Linked DNA regions of Homo sapiens: region 1 is linked to region 2. A link is an interaction called in ENCODE POLR2A ChIA-PET data of the cell type or tissue named here. Cell type or tissue: CD4-positive, alpha-beta T cell. All regions are shown on one strand. Links, peaks and the distances in the headings refer to the core of each region. The heading gives the core; the rest is flanking DNA.

Region 1 (2,905 bases), core at 313-2,812, 300 kb before region 2:
ACTGGGCCCTACAAATCATGCAGCAGCCCTGATTCTGAAACCTAGCATTTCTTTGAAATAGTTTTCATATTTCTCCAAATTGTCCTGAGTCAGTTAAAACCCTTGCAGGGTTTAATGATTTCCCTTAAGTCCAATGAAGGCCAATCCATTACATTATAACTTTTTTTTTTTTTTGAGAAAGGGTCTCACTCTGTCACCCAGGCTGGATTGCAGTGGTGGTGATCATGGCTCACTGCACCCTCAACTTCTTGGGCTCAAGAGATCCTCTCCACTCAGCCTCCCAAGTAGCTGGGACCACAGGTTCAGGCCACCATGCCTGGTTAATTTTTGTATTTTTTGTAGAGACGTTGTCCTCAAACTTCTGGCCTCATTGATCCACCCACTTCAGTCTCCCAAAGTGCTGGGATTATAGGTGTGAGCTACCTCACCCAGCCCTAACTTATCTATTAATTTATTTTTAGATGGAGTCTCGCTCCAGGCTGAGTGAGTGCTCAGCCTGTCACCCAGGCTGGAGTGCAGTGGAATGCTCTCTGCTCACTGCAACCTACCCCTCCTGGGTTCACGGGCGATTCTCCTGCCTCAGACTCCCGAGTAGCTGAGATTACAGGCACCCACCACCACGCCCGAATAATTTTTGTATTTTTAGTAGAGATGCTGTTCTGGAGCTTTGGCCTCGCTTACAGGCGTGAGCCACCACGACCGGCCCTAACTTTTTTTTTTTTTTTGAGACGGAGTCGTTCTCTGTCACCCAGGCTGGAGTGCAGGGGTGTTCCATCTCCGCTCACTGCAACCTCCGCCTCCCGGGTTCAAGCAATTCTCCTGCCTCAGACTCCCGACTAGCTGGGATTACAGGCGCCTGCCACCACACCCAGCTAATTTTTGTATTTCTAGTAGAGTTGGGGTTTTACCATGTTGGCCAGGTTGGTCTCGAACTCCTGACCTCAGATGATCCGCCCACCTTGGCTCCCAAAGTGCTGGGATTACAGCGTGAGGCGCCGTGCCCGGCCCTAACTTCTTAAGGACCACATCGCAGCGTGGAGCGGGTCGCTCTGAAAGGCTGACATACTCCACGGGGCTCAGACGCCCCAATCCATCCCCCATCCCTTTTGGGGTGCTGTCCTCTCCACCTGGGATTCGTTCTTCAGCATCCGACAGGCGGCAGGTGCGGGGCCTTCGGATGACAGTTTCGGTGTTTGGGGTGTCTGGGCAGGGGAAGCACGTGACGGGCCTTTGGTGCCGCAGAGTGGAGCGAACACCTGAACCGCAACGACGAAGACGGGAAGTGGACAGGGAGGCGGGCGTGGCCACTAAGGGATGACAGCGACTCCGCACACGCGGCCTGCCCTCTGCGGACCACAGTGACGTTTCACCTTCTTGAAGATTGGAGAAGGGAGCCATCAGGTGAGAGGGGTCAAGCAGGGCGGGCGGCCTGACCAGCCCCAGCAGCCCCGGCTTGGAACCCGACCCCGCTGTCCCCCAAGGGTCGGCTCCTCTCGCTGAGCAGCGGCCTCAGGGTCGGCCTTCAGGGTAGCTCGGGCTCCTTGGGTTGCAGGCAGCCCCTGCCCTCCGCACTCCTAAACGGGGTCAGAACCTGGGTGTCCTGGAACGGAGCCCCGGGATCCCTCACCCGCCCCGCCGCGCTCCTTCCCTCGGCACCCGCTACTCCTCGGACCTCTTGCAGACTCCGCTCGCCCCCGATGACCGCAATCCGATTGGCTTAGCATCTCTCTCGCCCGCCCCTCTCCCGGGCGTGGGCAGGGCCAGTACCTTGACCGACGGGCCATGCCCAGGCCACGCCCACTTGCTCCTCCCACCCGGCCTGGGCTCCAGAGCCTTTTCTGGTGGGATTTTTTTTTTTTTTTTTTTTTTTTTGAGACAGAGTCTCTCTCTGTCGCAGGCTGGAGTGTAGTTGTGCGATCTCAGCTCACTGCAACCTCTTCCTCCTGGGTTCAAGCGATTCTTCTGCCTCGGCCTCCCAAGTAGCTGGGACTACAGGCGCCCACCACCACACCCGGCTAATTTTTGCTTTTTTTTTTTTTTTTTTTTGGAAACAGAGTTTCGCTCTTGTTGCCCAGTCTGGAGTGCAATGGCGCCATCTTGGCTCACCACAACCTCCACCTCCCTGGTTCAAGCTATTCTCCTGCCTCAGCCTCCTGAGTAGCTGGGATTACAGGCATGCACCACCACGCCCGGCTAATTTTTGTATTTTTAGTAGAGACAGGGTTTCTCCATGTTGGTCAGGCTGGTCTCGAACTCCCGACCTCAGGTGATCCGCCTGCCTCGGCCTCCCAAAGTGCTGGGATTATAGACGTGAGCCACCACACCCGGCCTAATTTTTGTATTTTTTTAGTAGAGACGGGGTTTCACCATGTTGGCCAGGCTGGTCTCAAATTCCTGACCTCAAGTGATCCTCCTGCCTCGGCCTCCCAAAGTGTTAAGATTATAGGCGTGAGCCACCGTGCCCGGCCTCGGTTCATTTGCAGATCTGTGCCTTCTTCAAATACATCTGGACTTCTCCATTCTCTCACGGTCATGGTGACCTGTCTCTTGACTACCATCTAACCAGCAGAGTGGTCTTTTGAGAGCATGCACTGTTGTGGTCACCCACCCTTCATGGCTTTACAGAGGCCTCCAGGCCCTACACTGTGGGATCCATGAGCACCTTCTGGCCTGTCCTTCCTCATTCTCCTCTCTCTCCCTTCTGTGCGTCCACTGCACCTGCCTTCCACCACTTCCAAGCTCTTTCCCAGCCGGGGACCCCTGAGTCCTGGGTCCTCCCTGCAGAACTCACCAGCTTGGATAACTCACCAGCCCACCCGCTCACGTCCAAACCCTGCTCATGGAGAGCGCTTGAGTCGAGGGTCACCTGCTCGACCGGTGGTGGTTGATTTAGTCAGGGTGATCT
Region 2 (2,905 bases), core at 139-2,638:
TGATGTGCACGCGTGCCTCTGTGTCCTGCAGTCTGCGAAGCCCGTGCTGGAATCCCGGGTCACAGTCGTGATAGAGGCGGGCAATGAAGATGCTCAGCTTCACTTTGTTGTACTCGGCCACTTTTACCACATGGTCCGGGCTGGGGCTCCGGGATATGAACCAGGTGATCTGGTAGCACTTGTAAGGAGGCAGCACGTTGCAGGTCAGGACGGGAAGCACATGTCTGCTCTGTGAGACCGGCTACTTTTGCCCTTTCTCACTGCAATGTCAAGTTGAGGAGATGCCTGCCAGTGGCGGCTCACACCTGTGATCCCAGCACCTCGGGAGGCTGAGGCAGGAGGATTGCCTGAGCCTAGAAGTTCAAGACCAGCTGGGGCAACATGGAAAAACCCCATCCCTACTAAACACAAACACACACACACACACACACACACACACACGGAAATTAGCTGGGTGTGGTGACGCACGCCTGAAGTCTCAGCTACTTGGGAGGCTGAAGTGGGAGGATTGGTTAAGCCCGGGAGATTGAGTCTGCAGCAAGCTGTGATCTTGCCACTGCACTCCAGCCTGGGTGACAGGGTGAGACCCTTACTCAAAAAATATGTATAAATAAAGAGTGGAGACAGATGTCTACAGGCAAACGGGCTTGCTGCTGACACCGACCTCTCAAGGGGTGTGCCTTGCCCCTTACGCTCCTCTCTGCTCAGGGCCACTCTCCCACTGAGGATGCCCTTCGAGGACTCAGGAGCCTTCCGTGTTCTCAGAACCCTCTGACAGGCAAGGCCACATCCTTCCGTCCTGCAGGCTCAGGGCCCCGGTAGAAGGGATGTGACTCAGAAAAGGTGCCAGAGTCTTGCCTGCCTCCTCCCTACCCCCCCAGAAAGCCCTGTGCACCGTTAGGCAGGTGTGGGGGCAACTTTTTCAGACTTTGACCACAGAGGCCACTTTACTCCTGACCCGGGTGGCTCTCTGGGAAGCAGTGCCTGCCCGGGGTGGTGAGGGCCGGAGAAGGCAGTGGGAGGAGGATAGGGCCCCACCCTGGAGGGTGGCTGAGGTACAGACCCTGAGGGACAGCAGGCACCTTCCACGGCAGCCCATCCTATGCCTGTGGGTGCCAAAACCACAGCGCTGCCGGTGGCATCACCTCCCCGAGGGCTTCCTGGGTGGAGGGGCTGGACCAGAACTTGTGGGCAGGAAGACTGCCATCACGTCAGGCAGCTTGACTCAGGGAGAGGAGGAGACTCAGACTTGCCCAACGCCTGGTGCGTACCAGGTCTGTCCCAAATCCAGCCCTCACTGCCCTCCAAGTGCACAGTTGAGAGGGAGGTATAATTGCCCCCACTTTACAGATGAGTAAAGAGAGGTTTCAGGGGAGGTGACGTGCCGAGGTACGGGACAGTGGCAGGCACAGTGGGCTCTTAGACCCAGGCTCGCCTGCCTGCCCACCAGTGCTCTGGTCTCCACTCTCCAGGTCCCCATAGAAGTGTGTGGAACCATTACCCCCTGCCCCAGAGTGACACAGAGGGTCACAGTCTCTGTCCAGAATTTTCTGATTGGCACAGGGCAGACCTGATGGTGGGCGTTGTTGCTCTGTGTGCAGGCACGGCCCTGTGCCAGGTCGTCTCCCCCAGCCCTGCTCCTGACAGTCCCTGGACCACGCCCACCTCCATCTCAGTCTTCCCACCCAGGGAACGTGGCCACAAGCCTACTCCACCCTGGCCAGCTCCCTGAAACACACCAGCATCTTGATTAAGCAATAACCTTCCCTGCTGTCTCCGGATGGTCATTCATTCTTCCATGGGTAGAAAATTTGAAAGAAAAAAGTGGTAGATTTTGAAAATCTGTATTTGTTCTGAGGGTGGGGTAGGGGGATGACATTCACCAAGAACTGACCGGAATCATGGTCTTATTCCCTTGGTCTTACCCAGGAACAGCTCGGGGCTGCCTCTGCCAGTCTGTCCAACCATCATTAGACTGCATGGCCCTCCATGCTGGGATCCTGATGGGTTTGTTTTGTTTGCTACGTGGAGTGGAGTGGAGTGGGTGGCAAAATGTCCAGCTTTTCCCAGAGCACAGCGCAACAAAAGTTCATCATGATTGCCCATGACAGACACAGCCTGGGGCCTGGGATCCGATCTAAAACTAGCACTCACGGCTGGGCACGGTGGCTAACGCCTGTAATCCAAGCACTTTGGGACGTCAGGCGGGCAGATCGCTTGAGGTCAGGAATTTGAGACCATCCTGGACCAAAGTGGTGAAACCCCATCTTTACTAAAACTACAAAAATTAGCTGGGTGTGGTGGTGCACACCTATAATCCTAGCTACTCGAGAGGTGGAGGCAGGAGAATCCTGGAACTTGCGAGGCAGAGGTTTCAGTGAGCTGAGATCGCGCCACTGCACTCCAGCCTGGGTGACACAGCGAGACTCTGTCTCAAAAAAAACAAAAACAAACAACAACAAAAAAAACAAACTACACTGTAAAATGCTTGTAGATAACACTGATAAAACACTGTGCCTCCCGGAGACACTTCTAAGCACAGGTGACAGGGGTCAGCTCCTGGGGAGTGACAGCCCCGCCCCCATTTCAGCCTCTGCAACATTGAGGGAAAATGTAAGACCCCATATCCCGCTGGAGTTTCCACCAGAGCCCAGGAAAAGTCCTCGGGGACAAGAAGGAGCTGGTTCCCCATGTGGGTGGCAGGGATGGGAGCAGGGAGAATGGCCTCCTTCACAGGTGCAGGCTTCACCTGAGATTCACCCTGGTCCCCTGTAAGGGGGGGACAAGGCAGGCACGCAGCTGGGGTCCAGACTATTGAGGGAGAAGGCAGGGCAGAGGGACCCTGGGCAGGTGCTGGGCTGTGCAGCCTGGGACCAGAATGGAGGTTCCGCTTGGGTTTGGAGTC

Evidence for each region. Peaks named below come from ENCODE experiments on the same cell type or tissue, not always from the same donor. Only the 100,000 strongest peaks of a DNase experiment are listed, where the experiment ranks them.
Region 1: POLR2A ChIA-PET joins it to region 2 with 5 read pairs; 3 of 35 experiments call an interaction of 5 or more read pairs at or near these places.

Annotation. Positions count from the first base shown.
Region 1 is chr22:39,387,223-39,390,127 of GRCh38, reverse strand. No RefSeq gene overlaps it. Among named protein-coding and RNA genes, the nearest start is that of TAB1, 11 kb to the left of the region's middle. In CD4-positive, alpha-beta T cell, for the core only: no CTCF peak of the experiment used is centred there; DNase peaks (open chromatin) are centred at 1,257 and 1,747; H3K4me3 peaks cover 1,284 bases; H3K27ac peaks cover 1,028 bases.
Region 2 is chr22:39,088,880-39,091,784 of GRCh38, reverse strand. LOC101927202 (a long non-coding RNA gene) reads right to left here and starts at 723. Exons shown (of 2, transcript XR_938259.3): 1 at 1-723. RefSeq lists an enhancer at 2,426-2,905. In CD4-positive, alpha-beta T cell, for the core only: no CTCF peak of the experiment used is centred there; DNase peaks (open chromatin) are centred at 464, 814 and 1,164; H3K4me3 peaks cover 1,226 bases; H3K27ac peaks cover 2,432 bases.